4 separate regions of the Homo sapiens genome follow, and all the other regions are linked to region 3. A link is a loop called in an ENCODE intact Hi-C map of the cell type or tissue named here. Cell type or tissue: PC-9. All regions are shown on one strand. Region 1 has its middle 110 kb from the start of CYRIA. Region 2 has its middle 210 kb from the start of RAD51AP2. Region 3 has its middle 51 kb from the start of LINC01866. Region 4 has its middle 100 kb from the start of LINC01866.

Region 1 (5,000 bases), 140 kb after region 3:
AGACAGGCTGTGCAGTCCTGGAAGGAGAGGCACCTGTGGCAGCTCTGTGGCAAGCCCCGTTCCACTGCTCTTTGTTCCATGAAGCAAGGCTCAGGTTCTAAAATTAAACCCTTCTCCAGTACCCCAAACTGCCATGTGCATTTGAGGGTTTTTCTTCTGATCTCATTACCATAGTTACACCTCGAAGAGTAAAAAATATATGGCTGCAGCTTTTGTGAAATCAGGCCCACTTTCCCTTGATTCTGGCCCCGCTGTTGCAAAGCAGCTGACGGCTGCTCCCCAGAGGAGCATACAGAGATAGCATGTGGAAGACTGCAGACTGGGGAAGGCCTGCCTGCGCCCAGGATGCACATCAGCTTCCTAGCTCAGAGATCTAACTCTGACTGGCAATGAGCCCTCTGATATGACAGTCAGCCACTGGCATGGTCTGACACAGGAGTTATTTGGTAGCATGCGATGGTGGGTCTGCAGCCACGCATGAAGACGTATCTGTCAGTCAGACCCAGAATGCAAGCCTTGCCCTAGGGTCCAACAAGGACACAGACACAAAGAACAAATGCCTGAAGGCAATAGGAAAGACTGGGGCTTGGGAGGCTCTAAAGGAGCACTCCTCCTCCCCTTCCAACTCAATCTCTGAATCACTAAGATACAGAAATAAGAATCAAGCAGATAGAAACCTTTTTATTGATAAGGTGGTTTGAAGAGTTTGACCTAAGTCTACGGAAATGTGGGCTCCTGAATACATCACTAGACAGACTGATGCCATCAGTGTAACACTGGAGACCGCAGGCCCCTTCCTGGCTCCACAGAGACTCTTACCAAGAGGCTCCCAGAATCTGTGCTCCCTGCAGGCAGGAAATCCCAGAGAAAGGGTGGAGTTGAGCATGCCTTGCTTTCTTCCAAACTCACCATTAAAAAGAACTTGCTCTTCCAAAGGAGTTTATTAAGAGGTCAACAGTTTTACTTTAGCCCAGGGGTCTGCAAACTTTTTCTGTAAAGGATCAGATAGTAAATATTTTAAGTTTTGTGGGCCACATATCATGTGTTGCATAGTCTTTCTTCTTTTCCCCCACAGCCCTTTAAAAATAGTTTGAAAACAACCACACACACACACAAAAAAACATTCTTAGCTCATGAGTCATGAGCCAGACCTTGGGCCATTCACTTCTCTCACCTCTTCCTATTCAAATTGGGGTCCCTGAACCCACAGCATCCGCATCACATGACAGGTGATTAGAAATTCAGAGTCCCAGGTTCCATTCCCAACCCACTGAAGCAGACTCTGCATTCAGCTTGATCCCAAGTAAAAATCACTAATCTGGAAAATTTCACGTGAGGAGTTGGGAACCAGTGTTTTTTTCTAATAGCAAAAGCAAAAATAAGACAACAAAAAATTCCATGGAAACTTGTAGGTACTGAATGAAGTTCCCCCTTGGCAAGTTATCCATATTTTTGTCTCAACACATATTCCAAGCTGCCTGAAAATAGACTTTCTCTGTGTGGCTGTCTCTCTCCCTCTCACCAGATACAGAACTCCTGGAGGATATGGAACCTGAACTTGCCTTCCTCTGAGTTCTTAGTTTCTTGGACTTCTGTGCACAGGGGAAAGAGCAGCACAGGGACTTTCTGTGTTTGCTTTACTGGGAAAGAAACCCCTCCATGTCATTTGCTATTAATCTTTTGAGGCCTTAGTTACCTTCTCTGTAAAATGAAGCTCTAAATCTCTTTCTTCCAGGAGGTTGAGAGGATCAGACTCTGCACATAAAGGGCTTCTCCCAGTGCCTGGCTGGTAACCAGTACTTAGCAAGCAACAGCCATTACAAGGGCAATAGGTCTTGCTTGCACAAGGATCCCTGAGAAGGTCTGTGGCATTACACTGGGAAGAGCACTCTAACAAAAGGGGCTGCAGAGCCACTGGGGCACAGGGAGTCCCCCCCAATATACACTCAGTCCTGGCACGGGCAGCTGACATCCGCAAAACAATGATCTCAAGTCCTTCTCCAGAGGTAGGAATTTTGGGGGTACAATTATTCAATTACCAGCATGGCTAAGTCACACAATGGTACCAGAGCCATCTATCATTCCTCATATGACAAAAGTAGCAAGACGAAAAAGCACCAAGACTGAGAGGCTCAGCCCTGTGCCTGCTACGGCGTGTCTTGTTGGGAATGAGCACCATCTCCTGGACACAGTTAGAAACACGTCGAAGATTATCAGAGAATCATTTCCCAGACACCTGAGCCAATGTTCATTAAATGACTCAATGACTCTCTCCAAGAGGAAAAAAAAAAAGAAGAAAAGAAACTGACCATCTAACTAAATATGTGTGATTTATCGCTAAGTTGCATGCATTATAACTTCAGTATATTATTCACTGAATGTAAAATATAGCTATTAATTCAATCAATTCTTCAATAAATATTATGTAGTGAATTGATTGAGTTCCTGGCATGTGCCATGCATTATGTAAGGGGGGTTGAGGGTAACTGGGGCAGGTTGAGAAGATAATGTTTAAATATGACCTGAGGAGGTGACAGAGTCAGGCACGTGGGTGTTTACAGTTCAGGCCCCCGGTTACAGGACACAGCCAGCGCAAAGGCTCTGAGCAGGGTGTGCCTGCCATGTTTGTGGAGCAGAGGAGACCTCTGTGGCTGCAGTGGAGTAAGCCACCCCTGAGGGAAGAGAGGAAGTCAGAGAGGACACAGAGGGACAGATCGCATTGGGCCTTAAGGACTTTGACTTTAACTGGGTGAAATAAAGTCATCAGAAGACTTTGAGAAAGGTGTGGCTTAACCCTACTGATGTTTTAAATGTATCCTTTGTGCCTGTGAGAGAAGATGAATACTGTGGGGCAGGGGGCAAGGGCAGAAGCAGAGCCCAGTCAGGAGCTACTGCCTTTATCCAGGTGAGAAATGGGAGGGGCTCAGAGCAAGGGGATGCTTGTGCCATTGCTGATGCCACACCCATTTCATTTTTTTTTTTTACATAGTGGATGAGATAAAAAATATAATTACAAGTTCTAATGTTTGTTTGCACCCTAATGGATCATGAGAGCAGGCTGCACTGGAGATCAAACATCCAGGCATTGGGAAGTATTGCCTTCGATCAAATATTAAACACCTGCGTATCAAATAGTGAGCGCCTGTGTCAATAACCTCTCATACCTTATCATAGGGAAGGCTCCATTTTGGAAATTTCAGCTTTAGAATGGACCCCAAAGACCTGCACTTTACAAGATGCGTAGGCAACTTGAGGACATACATGGGAAAAAAATGTTCAAAGCACAAGAGTACAAGGGAGCTTTCTCTAAGGTCATCCAATTCCCCTGTCCCCAGAGGTGATCAGCTGCAGAGAGCAGAAAGGGGCCCACAGAGCTGCAGGCACACTTTTGCATCTATAGCAGCGCTCATTCTTCCTGCAACACCTGTGATACTGGCAGGTATATGAAGGCAGGTGGGGGAAGCCCATTCTTGACAACTTGTAACACTGATGCAATGATACTATTAATGATCTCACATCCTGTATCTGCATAAGTGGTCCCCAAACCTGGCTGTCCATCAGAATCCCCTGTGGATTCTGGAGGATCTGTGCTATTTAAAATACAGACTTCCTGACCCATCCCTGACAGCTTTGCAGCAGAATCTCCATCAGGCATAGCAGATACTCTGCACTTACTGATTAGACAAAGATTCAAGGTGATTTTGATTCAAGTAGTGCATTTAGAGGCCACGTGGTTGCCTATCATTTTTTCTTTTCTTTTTAATTCTTCTTTATTCCCTTCTTGTCTTCCTTCCCTCCTCCTCTCCTTCCTTCCTTCTTCCCATTTATCTTTTCTACCAGCAAACACTTCCTAAGCATTTGCTGTGGGCCAGGTCCTGTGCTACGTTCAGGGAGCACAGAGCTGAAGCTGACATCCTCCCCTGCCATCTAGGAGCACACTGTCTCCTGTGACTGGTCTTGGAGATGGGGATGAGACAGTATCATTGTCATGGGGAGAAGAGGTGCTGGGGAGAGGAAACATGAAGCTAACAGTGCAATTACTGTTTTCATAAAACAAAATATAGAAAACTAAGCTCGACAGTTTTTCATAATTAAAAAGAAAAAAGAGTCAGTTAGAATTATAGGGTCATGCTTTTTGAAAGGATGAGAAACAATGAACTATGTAACCTATGTCTCCTGTGATTGAAACATTCCTTCACTCACTGCAATGTATGAAAACATTTCTTATATTAAAGGCCCAGATCAAACACGACCTGTGGCCTGAAACCTTCCCAGATATCCCCATCTAGAAACAACCTCTCTCCTTCCGGAGCCCCAGACCTCTCTCTCTCATCCAGTTATGATAGCAATGCGGGGTATGCCTGTGCCTCCCCTGTCACCCCCAGGGGAGACTCCCTGGAGAAGGAGTTGCCTTGGTCCCAATACTGCACATCCACAACACCTAGCATGCTTGGTATACAGCAGGCCGTCAGAGCGGTGGCGATTTGAGCTCCACCTGCTTTCAGAGCTCCACCAACTGCTTATTCAACCAGAAATAAGCATCTGGTTGAATCCAAACACCACCACCACCAACTTTAGAGTTGGGCTTTTTTCAGCCTATGCCCAGGATACCTTTGGATCCAAAACTCAATCATCCCTCAGTAGAGACTGTAAGTAAAGACTGAAACAGTGACCCTGAACCACAACTAGAATGAAAATTCTTACTGGAAGCCACCTCTGTGTTCCCCAAACATTTTTTCCTTCCAGAATGTAACCCCTTAGGAGCCTGTGCTGTCATTCCTTTTGCTGCCTCTGACAGATACACCTTCAAGGGCAGGGCTGGTCCCTGAGCAGCCTCTTCCCCAGGCTTGACTCAGTGACTTCACAGAGCAGGTTTTCCATATGCAGACCATCTTCATTATTGACAGATTGCATATTTGCAAATTTGTCTACTTGCACAAATTTACTTGTAACCCCCCAAATCCACCCTTACAGTGATGTTGTGTTCATTCATGGACTAG
Region 2 (5,000 bases), 390 kb before region 3:
TTTCCTTTTAATCATCTCACATAGAGAATGGACCATTTTGAATCCGTTTTATGTTTTCTCCTTATAAGAAATAGGCCCCTTGTAACCAAGGCAACTATGAATGGACCCAAACCTTCAAGGGTGATTTTTCTCATGCAACAAGAAAACAGACCTATTATTTTTTCTGGAAGATTTCAGCCTCCCATCGGGCAGTTTAAGTTCACTTCCATGTGGCAGGTAGAGATCCTTTCTGCTCTTTTGTCTGAAGTTTGGTCAACCAGAAATTTGTGTTTGCCCAGTAAGTCCCCCTCTCTCTGCCTCCCATTTCTTGTTCCAACTGTGTACTGTTCAAGGGAACACTTGACACCAGAAATGGCCTTTCCTTTACTTTCGACAAGAGCCAGAGTTTTTCATAGTATGAAACCATAGTTTCAAGATCTCACCTTTCAGAAGTGATGAAGACTGAATTGCCTAGAGATGCTTTAGTGACATTTTGCTAGGGGGTAAGGACTGCCATCTCTCTACCAAAGAAATCTTTCCTGGATCGATTTCCAGAACCACAGGCATTGATCCCAGCAGCCACAGTATGGCTCTGTGCAGGAGAAGAAAGGGCCAAGACTCAAGGGACCCAGACTTCTGGAAGTGTCATTGAGCATTTGCCTAGCCTACCATATCTTTGAATACCATATCTTTTTGTTGAAACATAATAAATCCCCATTTTCTGAAGCCACATGGAGGCCTTATTATTGCTTCTAATCTTTGGAGTATTTAGGACAGAGAATAAGCACAGCTTGGAGTGGGGAATCAATAAATCAAACACTATATCAGTGGTTTTCAATTCTACTTACACATTAAAATCACCTTGGGAACTTTTAGCAGATACTGATGCCCAGATCAATTGAAAACAAATCTCTGGAGATAGGGTGTGATAATTTGTACGTTTTCAAATCATCCAAGATGATTCTAAAGTGAAGTAAGCTATGTTGAGAATCATTGCACTAGAATCAAGATTTAATTTTTGATCATTTAGAAAATGGCAGAGAAGTAAGAATTAAACACCACTCTCATCTGCTAGCCTGTGAAGAGCTAATATTTAACCAGGTAGCCATATTTACTCAAAGAACATACTCTAATCATTAAAAGAGCTTTAAAAATGGCATCTACCGAAATTACCAGTTCACTATCATACCCCGCTCATCCTTGTCTATGCCTGTCCTGTCTTCTTCTGGGTCGACTGACCATAAATGCATAAAATAACATTTGATTATAAATAGGTTTCCCAAGTTAAACAGGCAACCCTTTAAAAACCATATTACAGGCCGGGTGTGGTGGCTCACACCTGTAATCCCGGCACTTTGAGAGGCTGAGGCGGGCAGATCACGAGGTCAGGAGTTCGAGTCCAGCCTGGCCGATATGGTGAAACTCTATCTCTACTAAAAGTACAAAAATTAGCCGGGCATGGTGGTGCGTGCCTGTAGTCCCAGCTACTTGGGAGGCTCAGGCAGAAGAATTGCTAGAACCCAGGAGGCGGAGGTTGCAGTGAGCAGAGATCGTGCCACTGCACTCCAGCCTGGGCGACAGAGCAAGACTCCATCTCAAAACAAACAAACAAACAAACAAACAAACAAACAAATGGATATTACCTTCAATAAGAGTAGCCATTCTTCTGCCTTATGTTCTAAAGAAAATCGGATATCTTTATTTGTCTATTTATTTAGAGACAAGTTTTCACTCTGTTGCTCAGGCTGGAATGCAGTGATGCGACCACAGCTCACTGCAGCCTTGAACTCCTGAGCTCAAGCAATGCTCCCATTTCAGCCCCCCAAGTAGCTGGGACTACAGGTATGTGCCACCACACACAGTCAAATTTTTATTTAATATTTTGTGGAGGTGGTGGTCTCACTCTATTGCCCAGGCTAGTCTTGAATTTCTGGCTTCAAGTTATCCTCCCACCTTGGCCTCCCAAAGTGCTGTGATTACATGTATGAGCCACTGTGCCTGGCCTGGATATCTTTAAATGCTGCATCCTAAATATACATAAGTGAAATACAATAAACACAATATGTGAAATATATGTCAACAATGTCTACTGACTGAGTGACTACAATGTTTTGGGCTATAGTTCAGAGAAATAAACCCTTGAATTAGTGCTCAGTTTGGAGGGAAGATGTGAGATGTCAATGAATAGTGGCAGAAAACTAACATATTGGGAGCAGTATGCCGACACTGGGCAAGCTGAATGGCAGATGAGAAGCACAAGGAAGGAGGGCAAGGCAGAGCTGGGCAGAGAAGGCTCCATGGAAAAAGTGGTATGGAAGCTGAACCTGGAAGGAGGCTAGACTTTGAGCATGTGGCTGTTAGGTCAAGGGTTTCCCAGATGAATGAGTCCAATGAAAATAAAAAGTTAGGATCATTGTTGTATTTTGGTGAAGTTTAGGAAGCAAGAAAAGAGAGATCTGAAACGCTCACTTTCATAACAGAAATAGTTTGTTTTTCATTTTTCATCAATGACAATTTTCAAATGCATATTTTATTCTCCTTTCTCTTTTAAGATAGCCATCTTAGAGTTAAGCTTTGTTTCCTAGTTTTATAAATAAAACCATTGCTCCTCGATGAATCATAATGCAGCATAGTATTAAGTGTTCAAGGTTAGGTATAGGAAGCTCAACAGTGTGGAAAATGTAAATATGATTTCTCATATTTTCTTGCTTAATTGCTAGATAGCAAGTCTCAGGCATTACTCAGAACCACAGCGGATGTGGGAGATCCTAAAATAGATTCTTTCCCTTTGTCAGATCATACATTGCAATGGAGAAGGGCACAGCCAGGTAGTCTGGCTGATCACAGGTTTGTATTGAGTCAAGTCCGGTAAACTCAGGTAAAAATAACAGCAAAGCACCCTCTAGTCCTGGGTCATTCGCTATTTAAGTAAGCAAAGAGAATCAATTCAGTGACCATGTAAGAAGCACCTACTTTAGGTTTGGCTATGCTAATGATGAGGCATCAACATTTAAGGCACACTCAATCTCTAGGTGATGAGCTGTATATAAAGAGATGAGGCACTGGTCTTTTTTTTTTTTTTCTCCTTTTCTTTTCAATGAGCCAATATTACATTGGTGACTAAAAATTGTAACAACATGTGCCCTTCTAGCGATGAAACTGCTTAAGACATCAAGGCTCTGCTTTCATTTTGTCCTCCCATAGACCCTTACTCTCTTGCCTAGGTTTTCAGCTAAATATTTTGAAATAGGGACTTATGATTAGACTAAAATTCCAGAACATAATCTATATCTAATGTCTTCTGTGTGATGCGTCAACTATTATTAGACTACTGTTTAAAATGCTACATGTATATTTTTGATAATCAGGTGATTTTTACCTCTGAAAATGAAAACAAAAAGTTCTAGCCCAAATATCACTAGGTGTAACTAATCTACACATAGTGAATGAGAGGACCTCCCATTTGGCCATGCTGAGGTTTCTTTAAGTGGCTGTCAGCCCTTCTGGCCTGCATCCTGGAAATGCAGCTGCAGAATGCATAGCAGCTCCTTGAGGCTAATCATGAGGAGGGGGAGGCTAGTCGTTCTGGCTGCACAGTGGGTACTTTGCCCTTGTGTTAGGCTTCAGAAATTAGCCTATCTGCCTGGAAAACAGGCAATAGCATCAGCAAAGAACAAGGGCTAGAAACTCAGTGAGAAGCTTCCACTGACCTAAAGAAGCCTGTTAGGACAACTGCTTATAACTTCCATACAAGTTTTTCCTTTGGTGTCACAGCTTAAAGGGACTCAAATCTGTGTGGCAGTGTTGGATGCCATGCATAGGGGTGCTATGGATGACCTCTCAGTCCAAACTGCAGGGTAGCTGAGCAGGGGAGCTAACACCGTAGGGTGGGTGAACACACACCTTGTCAGAGAAAGAAGACTAGAACTGTGTTGAAAGGCCAATCTGGGCCTTATTCCAAGGAATAACTAGTGTGGGGCAGATTCTGGATGTTGGGATACTGAGAGATGAATAATAGCTTCAGAAGTAGAAAAGGAGTATAAAATAATGGGGGAGGCTGGAGACATTTACCACCAATGGGGATGGAATGTCCAATACCCATTTTTATTGGCCTACTATGGAGAAATCCATGGGACTGGGCCTGGTTTAAAGAAATAGAGTGGAGAGAATATTTGCATAGCTGGGAAGGAAAGGGACTCTCTTTTCCTTAAGGCAATGCTCCCTAGTGGGCTTTGGATAGATGAGTTGTGAGTATCTAATCCAGGAATCCTAGAGCTGCAAGAGGAATTAAGAATACTATAGGGGCTCAACAGAACTAATCTGAATCTGAATGGACGTTGTTAGAGAGGGAAGGTGAATGGGAGGAAGAATGCTAGAGGGGCTCAACAGAAGTAATTTGGATCTGAACGGAAGTTGTTAGAGAGGGGAGGTGAATGGGAGGAGGGACTGCTTCCTTGAGGAAAGTGGAAACCTGGGCATGGAAAGGAATGAGACTTCTGAAGTGGATAGCTCTCAGGCTGGGATAAAGGAAGACAACAAAGCCTGAAAGCCCAAATCAGGGCTTGAGGTTTTATGGGAAGAGCATCAGGAGGAATGGGAGGTGAAGTGCCATGCCTGTTGGTGGCTGCTTCCTTCAAGTAGCCAAACTCAGGACAAGAGAGGGGAGCATTGTTCTTGCCTTCTGGGCAGTCCTGATTTAGTTACGTGGGGAGTGGCTTAAGAAATGGGGAGATTACATTGGAGAAGATGGCTTGGGGCAGGGAGTTTGAGAGCACATTGCACCATTTTGAAGGACCTTCCTTGGCCAGAAACGGGGCCCAGCTCTGTGCAGCCTTGAGGGCAAGACCAGGACCAGTGAGGAGACACTGACAGTCAGAGCTGTCCAATGCTGGCTGATGGGGAGCATCCCAGGGTAGGGGGCTACCAGGCAAGGGCTGGCTGTTCATTTCTGGAAATGGTAGAGAGGAAAGGATGTCATCATGCTGAGAGTTGGAATGGTGACTATTAACGTCCTTTCTATG
Region 3 (5,000 bases):
CTTTCTGGAATTTCATATTTGAAATTTATTGACAAGGATATGTCAAATTTATGGTGAAATTTTAAGCTTAAAATATTTATTGGAATACATTTTAAATTTTTTAAATTTTGGTGATTTTTAAAGTTAAACACAAATAAAAAGGCATAATAGCAAAGATGCTGCAAGTTTAAACAAGGTTACTTTAAGGTGTTCCCTCTGGCTCTGGAGCTATTTGTTCCATTCAGTTTATTCTGTCTTTGAGGAAATTTTATTGCATATTTTGAGAATACAGTCAGCCTGTGTATCCACTAGTCAAAAATATTTTTTTAAAAAGAAGAATGGATGGCTGCTTCTGCAGTGAACATGTACAGACTTTATTTCTTGTCATTATCCCTTAAACAATACAGTATAACAATTATTTACCTTGCATTTACATTGTATTAGGTATTAGTAAACTGGAGATGATTTAAAGTATACAGGAGTTACAAACAATCCAATTGCACTCTTATTTAAAATGTACAATCAAGTTATTATTGACTATAGTCATCCTGTTAAGCTATCACTATATCAAAACATGTAATGTACCCCATATATATGTATATATATACACATATAAATACATACTATGTACCCACAAAAATTAAAAATAATAAAATTAATTAGAAATAAAGTCTATGAGAGGATGTGCATAGGTTATATGCAAATACTACACCATTTTATATTAGTGACTTGAGCATCTATAGACTTTGGTATCTGGAGGGTGAAGAGGGGCGTCCTGGAATAAATGTACCACAGATATTAAGGATCAACTGTATTTTATTTTGTTTTATTTTATTTTTGCCTTTCAATGATTGTAAAAGTTTACATTTTTTAAAATTTTATTATTATTATGCTTTGTTTTAATACATCATGCTGACTTTAATTAAAAATGTATTAGAAGCGTATATGACATATTGCAGGATGGGCATGGTCAATTTGTATCAGCACAAAAAAATCTAGTTAACTTTCCTAACTTCCTCTGTATTGCCTTTTTACATTTTCTGACACCCATTGAGTCCATACCCAATCCACATCACTCCCTTACTCCTTTTTAGGGATAATTGTTCTCATTACTGTTGTCATTCAACACATTTCTGGCCTTTAACCTTCATCTTTTCAATTCATCTTACTTCTAGTAAACTCTATCTCAAATTGAAAAGCTTTCCATTCTTCAGAGACTGCTAGAGAAGCATGACTTTGCCTTATCTGTCCCTTGGAAATAATCAAAGGGAAATTTCATAAGATCTTCTCACACAGGCAATCAACTACTATATGGATTACCATGCATTTAATTTAATATCTAATATTACCCTGCTCCAACACTGTATTCTATGAGGGATAAAAGAAATGAAATACACATTAATTTATTTGCGTTAAAGACAACTATATATCCCCCAATATCTGCTGTTCCCTTCTTTCTTGGTAATAGAATTTGCATATTTTATCTGTGTATATGGCCATCTAGAATACAGACTACATTGCTAGCTTCCTTTGAATTTAGGTATGTCTGTATGACTAAGTTACGGCCAAAATGATGTAAGGGGAAATGATCTGTCCAACTCTTTCTGCTGGCTTTAATGTGGTTGGGGTAGCCATCCTTGATGAAGAGGTCACCGTGGGAATGGCAGTCACATGGCAGAGCCATAAGCTTGAAGGATTAGGGTCCTTAATACAATGCAGCGCTAATGTAGCTGTATTAGTCAGGGTTCTATTAGGATACGTGTATTATAGGTATATAAAGGGGAGTTTGTTAAGTATTAACTTACATGATCACAAGGTCCCGCAATAGGCTGTCTGCAAGCTGAGGAGCAAGGAGAGCCAGTCTGAGTCCCAAAACTGAAGACTCCGCCCACTAACTCAAATGTTAATCTCTTTTGGCAACACCCTACAGACACACCCAGAATCAAGATTGCATCCTTCAGTCCAATCAAGTGGACACTCAGTATTAACCATCACAAGTCCACCCCTTGTTAACTTGAACCCATACACATCTCCTGAGATCATACATAATCTTCAAATAAAGACAATAATAAGTCATAATTATGCCTAACGTAATACAACTATTCATCGTACAACTGGAAAAGCACCAATCCCCAACCCAAATACTATTACATAAAGTTAACAATACTTAAATGCTGATGTGAAGTCAATAAATCTCATGTCACATGATAACAGAAAAGGAAATAAAATGAAGATATTTTCTTCATCCATTTGTACAATGTACACATGCACAAACATGTTTTTTAAAAAGGAAGGAGGAAATACTCATGAAAATAACAGTCCTCCTTGCTGCAGCTGGTCACGTGGTCATAGCTGGTATTTATGACTACCTTCTACCACCCATTCTGTATTCCCTTTGCCTTCAGCAAGCACCTCAGCAGGTCGTGGCTTTTTTTCTGGTAGAGTGACTCAAACTTTCATTCCTGAAGGGTCTGGGTCATTTGTAGTCCTGCCTGTATTGGGCTGTTGTAGTTTCCCATTGACCTTAATCACAGGACATGGTAATACTAAGAGACGCCCTACTGGATCTCCTGCATTCCATGCATACCCTTCCTCACCCAGTCCTGGAGAAGTAGACTGATTTCATCTTGATAGTCCAGGTCAATCACCCCAGCTAACCTTTTAACTCCCTTCTTAGCCTGTTACTTAAAGGTAGGAGAAGCCCAAAGTGTCCAGGTGGCAATCTTAACTCCCAGTTTGGCGGAATTGTTATTGTGTCTCCTGGTGGCAGCATTGCTCCCTCTGGAATGAAAACCTCTAGGCCAGCAGAACATAATGTCGCGAGAACAGAAAGCAACAATTTTGCTAGTGAATCACTAGGGGTGATGGTGAGTGATGCCCCTTCCACTTCTACCCTTTGATTCCTGGACCCATGAATCCTGACTATGGGAGAAATAATACCATATATTAGACGCTGATTCAGAGCATACACAGCCTTCTGGAGAACTTTGCCCCAGCCCTGCAATGTATTGTCACCTGGTTGGCATTGTAATTGTGACTTCAAAAGGCCATTCCACCGTTCTATCAATCCAGCTGCTTCAGGATGATGGGGAACATGGTAAGACCAGTGAATTCCATGAGCATGAGCCTACTGCCACACTTCTTTAGCTCTAAAGTGAGTGCCTTGGTCACAGGCAATGCTGTGTGGAATACCATGACAATGGATAAGGCATTCTGTGAGTTCACAGATAGTAGTCTTAGCAGAAGCATTGTGTGCAGGATAGGCAAACCCATATCTGGAGTAAGTGTCTATATTCCAGTGAGGACAAACCTCTGTCCTTTCCTTGATGGAAGAGCTCCAATGTAATCCACCTGCCACCAGGTAGCTGGCTGATCACCCTGATGAACGGTGATATATCAAGGGCTGAGTGTTGGTCTCTGCTGCTGGCAAATTGGGCACTCAGCAGTGGCAATGGCCATAGCCAGGTCAGCCTTGGTGAGTGAAAGTCCATGCCTCACCTCCGTCCCTGCCACCTTGGCCACTTTGTTCATGGGCCCATTGGGCAATGACAGGGATGGCTAGGGAAAGAGGCTGAGTGGTATCCACAGAATAAGTCATCCTATCCACTTTATTATTAAATTCCACCTCCACTGAGGTCACCCGCTGGTGATCACTCACATGGAATACAAATATCTTCACAGTTTTTGAACACTGAAAGAGGTCCATCCACATACTTCTTCCCCAAATTTCTTTGTCACCAATTTTCCAATCATGCTTCTTCCAAGTCCCCAACTGTCCAGCCAAGCCACTGGCTATAGCCCATGAATCAGTATATAATCACACATCTGGCCATATCTCCCTCCACGTAAACTGCACAACCAGGTTCATTGCTTGAAGTTCTGCCCACTGGGAAGATTTACCTTCAGTGCTGTCCTTCAGGGATGTCCTAGAAAGGGGCTGTAGTGCTGCAGCTGTCCACTTTCGGGGGGTGCCTGAATATCATGCAAAACCATCTGTGAACCAGGCCCTAGTCATCTCTTCCTCTGTCAACTGATCATAGAGAACTCCCCATGAGGCCATCAGTGCAGGTTTTGGGAGAGAAGGCAGGGTGGCAGGAGTGGAGACCATGGGCATTTGAGTCACTTCCTCATGTAACTTACTTGTGCCTTCAGGGCCTGCTCCAGCCCAATCACATATATACCACTTCCATTTGATGATGGAATGCTGTTGTGCATGACCCACTTTATGGCAAGATGGGTCAGAAAGCACCCAGTTTATGATAGGCAGTTCAGGTCTCACAGTGACTTGATGATCCACAGTCAAACGTTCAGTTTCCACCAAAGCCCAGTAACAGGCCAAGATCTGTCTCTCAAAAGGAGAGTAGTATCTGCAGAAGGTGGCATGGTCTTGCTCCAAAATCCTAGAGGCCTCTGCTGTGATTCACCTATGGGAGCTTGCCAAAGGCTCCAACAACATGTCTATCTGCCACTGATACCTCAAGCACCATTGGATCTGCTATGTTATATGTCCCAAATGGCAGAGCAGCTTGCACAGCAGCCTGGACCTGTTGCAGAGCCTTCTCCTGTTCTGGGCCCCACTCAAAATTGGCAGTCTCTCGGGTCACTAGATAAATGGGCTAGAGTAGCACACCCAAATGAGGAATGTGTTGCCTCCAAAATCCAAATAGGTGCACTAGGCATTGTGCCTCTTTCTTGGTTGTAGGAGAGGCCAAATGCAGCAGCTTATCCTTTATCTTAGAAGGAATATCTCAACAGGTCCCACATCACTGGACCTGTAGAAATTTTACTGAGATGGAAGTTCCCTGAATTTCAGTCACATTTATTTCCCATTCTCTGGCACTCAAATGTCTCACCAAGTCCAGTGCGTTTGCTACTCCTTGGTCCACTGGATCCAATCAGCATAATGTCATCAATGTAGTGGGCCAGTGTGATATCTTGCAGAAGCAAAAAGCAATCAAGTTCTCTCCGAATAAGATTATGACACAAAGCCACAAAGTTGATATATCCTTGAAGTAGGACAG
Region 4 (5,000 bases), 54 kb after region 3:
TCTCTGTAGCCCAGGCTGGGGTGCAATGGCATGATCATAGCTCACTGTAACCTTGAACTCCTGGACTCAAGGGATCCTCCCGTCTTGGCCTTACAAAGTGATAAGATTACAGGTGTGAGCCACTAAACCCAGGAAGCATCACGTTTTCAATGTGTTGTGAGAATAATAGCTTATGTTTTCAGAGTTGTTTTGAGGATTATGCAGCATAATATGTAAAACAAACCTTGCAGTGCCTCACATAAAATTGGTGCATAACTCATGCACAATACACATTGTTGTTTTTGTATTTTCAAATACTCCCAAACTGATTTTGGAGCCAGGCAAAATGCCCCCCACCCCATTTTCTTAAGAACATTCTAGGATCTGCTTACCTCTCTCTGATTAATCCTGCCCACTGTTCTATTCCCAGTTTTTACATCCTCCAGCAAACCTTCCCCGCCTACCCAGGATTTCTCTCCTGTTTTCCAGAGCTTCTAGAGCATATACTGGTTGTCTGGGATCCCTTCTGCTGTCCCCTGAACCGTACCACAACCTTCTTAACAGGCTGGACTCAGTCTTCTGATTCCTTCCTTATCTCCCAGTGGGTGCCTAGCATAGCCTTCCTATGGACTGACACATCATCTCTTCTATGGATTTGTTCAACATTTCTCCTCTTGAGAATTTGGGATAATTTTAGTCTCTTTGCTTATATCCAATGGAATAATTATTAGACTAAATTAAATTCCCACTTTCCCTTTCTACAATGATGGAATTTTACTTTCTGTTAGAATAAGAATCTTTGGCCAAATCCAAAGAAATGTGATTAGCATTTTGCCATTTCTCTATCCTTTGGGATTACTCAATGCCCCAGACCAATTCTCACTCAGAAAAGTTTTCATACATACAAACTCCCAATGCCAATAACTCCTCAAATGCTTTGCCATTAATTTCATCCACCTCTCAGCAGAAGACTGTAATGTCCCAGAACTATATGGAGAATAGGGAGCAGTGAGAATCTTATATATGTAATGCATGTTACTATTGTGGTCTTTGTCCTTAGATTGGAAACTTAGAGATTCCAAATAAGCTAAGACTAGCTTCCAGAGTACCCCATGCCAAAACTCAAAATTCCTGAAGATATATAAGCCAGAAAGACACATATCTTTTATGTTTTTTACCTCTATCACAGGGCACTCTAAGTGAAGACATGTTTGTTTAAACACAGGGGAAAAAAACATCACACAATTGCTATCAAAAAAAAAAAAAAAAAATCTGTCGTATACCATTTTGCTTGGAAGAGTCCAGAGTGGAAGGAGAGTAACAGAGTTCAAAATTTCTGAGTTTATATTAAATTATCTTTTAAAGAAGAACTATGTATGAGTATAGAAATTAGATCTCAAAAATATCTTGAGGGCGGGGTGCAGTGGCTCACGCCTGTAATCCTAGCACTTTGGAAGGCCAAGGCAGGCAGATCACCTGAGGTTGGGAGTTCGAGACCAGCCTGACCAACATGGAGAAACCCCGTCTCTACTAAAAATACAAAATCAGCTGGGCGTGGCAGCACATGCCTGTAATCCCAGCTACTCGGGAGGCTGAGGCAGGAGAATCGCTTGAACCCGAGAGGCAGAGGTTGCAGTGAGCGGATATCACACCATTGTACTCCAGCCTGTGCAACAAGAGAGAAACTCCATCTCAAAAAAAAAAAAAATTATCATGAGGTAACATATGAAAGCACCTTGAACGCAGCCCAGTGCACCATAGGGTCAAGATTAATGCTGCCATCATCTTATCTCCCTCTCTTCTGCATGTTATGCAAAACCTGAACTATTTTTGTTACTATAGCATAGAGTGGAGAACTTGCCGACTATTTCAACATGGGGAAACTATTGCTCATATTCTTCACAGCACGTCACTCTCCCACATTTACTCATCACAGTGAAAGTTGTAAGATGACAATCAGTCGTTATTGTTTTCATATTCTTCTTTACGGTTAGCAATTTTGATATTTCATAGAGAATTGGACAGACTTTCTGAAAGTTCGATTTTTTTGAGGTTTCAGTCTTATAATGCCAGGTCCCATAGTCAGTGGTCACCAGCCTGCATCTTTCTCACCTTCATTATTTTCACCAGACCCCTTAAATTGATGTTGTCACAATACGTTATCCCACTAAACTGATACAGAGATTATGTAATGTATTCTTAATCAAATAATTTTTATAGTCAACGTTAGACCAAGAAACTGCTTCAAGGTATTTATATGAGTTTAACAGATCCCCTTATATCAACCTGCTCATTAATGCTTTTGCAGTTAACAGCAAAGTGATTACACATTCATTTTTAATCTTACATATTCATTTTTAATGTTACATAATGTTACATACTGTCCTTGTCTTCTTTTAAAACTTCAAAGGAGTGCATTATGTATTTATGCTGTATTTCTACTCTGTACTTGCCTTCATATGTGTCTGCATGTATGTGCCTCATGTGTGTGCCTATTATCTGTTTATTTACATAAGGGTATATGTATACAAAATTACACATGTGAGTTTTGTTAGCAATGTGTTTCAAAATAATATACAAATGTGTGCGGGTTGTGTATGCATTATGTATATATATGTGTGTGTATGTGTGTGTGTGTTTGCACATATTTGTGTGTATTCATATGTTTCTGTGGGCTTGTCATGCAAGAGTGAAATGCTTGTGTTTCTTTCTCCCTGGAAACCAAAGAGCTCAACATATTTTGCCTGTTGTTACATAACCTGGATAAGTGAAAACTCAGTGCATTTATCAGGAAGAAATGGATTTTGCAATCTCACACTGTATCTGTTATTTCTTCCTAACTTGGTCAAGAAACTCACTGACGTGAGTGATCACTGATGAATCATCACTCTGAGAAAGGCCGTGACAAAAGGGTGTTTAATTGAAGTAACTTTTGAAGGAGTTATATTTTTTAATTTGCTTAAAATTATTGATTTAAAAAAGATCCATTCTTATTCTCTTAGTCTTGGATGTATTTGGTCATGATAACCAGATTTATCTTTGGAAACTATTGAATTTCATGCATAGTGGATCTCACACAGAATTTAAAAAGTGGTCTTGGCCATGCTTAGATTGAGAGAAGCAAAGATTCTGGCAGGTTTTATGGTCCCCTGGGGCTCAGCAGCTGCTTGCCCTGTTTTTTGGTAGCAAAATCCAATTTTCACTCTGCCCACATGGAAGGCAGCAGGGACCACACTAGTTCACAGAATTTTGACTTCCTCATTTGTGAAACGTGACCAAACACATCAATTTCAGTGGCAGGCAGGAGATTAGAAGAATATTAGATAAAGTTGAACAAATTGCAATCATCAAACACAAACTGCCACAAAAGTGCCAGATCAGAATCAGGGACAGACCTCAGGTTAGGGAACCAGAATGTACATAGAATGTGATTTGGAAGAAGCTCTCACTTTTTGAAGTGATATCCAGTCTACAACTGTGCAGATTTAAAAGGTTTTTGAAATATTTTCTGTTAGAACACAACTCGTATCATTCAAAATCATTCAACTACCCTATATAGATAACTTCAGAGGCTCTCTTCTCTGTGGACCATAGGATGAAATTTAAAATCTTAGCTTGTGATATGAGGCACTCCATAATTAAGCTTCAGCCTCTCCCTACAATGTGATTACCCATAGTTACTATCTCAAGCCTTCTACAGAATGACTCACCACATTCTATGAAAAGCCAGGTCACCTACTCCCCTCTGGACCTGCCTATATAAAATACTTTATCAAATTTCTTCTCTGATTTCCTGGTCAAGATATGAAATATTTCTGTTTTTCTCTCTGTATCTCTCTCCCTTGAAGAATCTTGCTTTGTATTCTTCCTATGGTACTTACTAATTTCTGTTTTGAATGACAGTCATTTAATTACCTAATTGATATCCTTATCTCACTATTTAAGGACAGGGTGTGCTTCACTTGTGCATTCTCCTGGCATGTAACACAGATACTTGCATATATATAAGAGGTGAAAAAATATATATTTGACAAATGAATAGGTGAGTAAATGAATGCAAGACATGCAACAATTTGATTTCTAAATGCTATCCTAACACTAACTTAATATCACAGCACCTCGATTTACTTAAATGAACAATACAAATTAGGATTATCTTATTAACTTGGATACCTTATATAACAAAATCCAAATGATTAACTCAAGATGGATTAAAGACTTAAACCTAAGACCTGAAACCGTAAAAACCCTAGAAGAAACCCTAGGTAATACCATTCAGGACATAGGCCTGGGCAAAGATTTCATGACTAAAACACCAAAAGCAATGGCAACAAAAGCCAAAATTGACAAATGGGATCTAATTAAACTAAAGAGCTTCTGCACAGCAAAAGAAACTGTCATCAGAGTGAACAGGCAACTTACAGAATGGGAGAAAGTTTTTGCAGTCTATCAGTCTGACAAAAGGCTAATATCCAGAATCTACAAAGAACTTAAACAAATTTACAAGAAAAAAACAAACAAAAAAAAAAACCACCAAAAAGTGGGTAAAGGATATGAACAGACACTTCTCAAAAAAAGACATTTATGTGGCCAACAAACATATGCAAAAAAAGCTCATCATCACTGGTCATTAGAGAAATGCAAATCAAAACCACAATGAGATACCATCTCATGCCAGTGAGAATGGCGATCATTAAAAAGTCAGGGAACAACAGATGCTGCCAAGGATGTAGAGAAATAGGAACACCAAGTCTGTTGGTGGGAGTGTAAATTAGTTCAACCATTGTGGAAGATAGTGTGGTGATTCCTCAAGGATCTAGAACCAGAAATACCATTTGACCCAGCAATCCCGTTACTGGGCATACTCCCAAAGGGTTATAAATCATTCTACTATAAAGACACATGCACATGTATGTTTATTGTGGCACTGTTCATAGACTGGTTAAAGAAAATGTGGCACATATACACCATGGAATAGTATGCAGCCATCAAAATTGATGAGTTCATGTCCTTTGCAGGGA

Evidence for each region. Hi-C counts contacts between places; a loop is a spot of excess contacts. Peaks named below come from ENCODE experiments on the same cell type or tissue, not always from the same donor. Only the 100,000 strongest peaks of a DNase experiment are listed, where the experiment ranks them.
Region 1: a loop joins it to region 3, with 7 times the contacts of the local background. A loop is called at or near these places in 13 of 110 quality-filtered maps.
Region 2: it touches region 3 in a loop (18-fold over the local background); 2 of 110 quality-filtered maps call a loop at or near these places.
Region 4: it touches region 3 in a loop (5-fold over the local background); 2 of 110 quality-filtered maps call a loop at or near these places.

Annotation. Positions count from the first base shown.
Region 1 is chr2:16,770,440-16,775,439 of GRCh38, reverse strand. No RefSeq gene overlaps it. Among named protein-coding and RNA genes, the nearest start is that of CYRIA, 110 kb to the right of the region's middle. In PC-9, a CTCF peak has its summit at 2,147 (motif pointing left); a DNase peak (open chromatin) is centred at 2,159.
Region 2 is chr2:17,300,980-17,305,979 of GRCh38, reverse strand. No RefSeq gene overlaps it. Among named protein-coding and RNA genes, the nearest start is that of RAD51AP2, 210 kb to the left of the region's middle. In PC-9, no CTCF peak of the experiment used is centred here; DNase peaks (open chromatin) are centred at 2,279 and 2,689; H3K4me3 peaks cover 753 bases; H3K27ac peaks cover 2,708 bases.
Region 3 is chr2:16,913,001-16,918,000 of GRCh38, reverse strand. No RefSeq gene overlaps it. Among named protein-coding and RNA genes, the nearest start is that of LINC01866, 51 kb to the left of the region's middle. In PC-9, a CTCF peak has its summit at 2,783; a DNase peak (open chromatin) is centred at 2,490; H3K4me3 peaks cover 314 bases; H3K27ac peaks cover 2,627 bases.
Region 4 is chr2:16,859,501-16,864,500 of GRCh38, reverse strand. No RefSeq gene overlaps it. Among named protein-coding and RNA genes, the nearest start is that of LINC01866, 100 kb to the left of the region's middle. In PC-9, no CTCF peak of the experiment used is centred here; DNase peaks (open chromatin) are centred at 2,770 and 3,690; H3K27ac peaks cover 1,855 bases.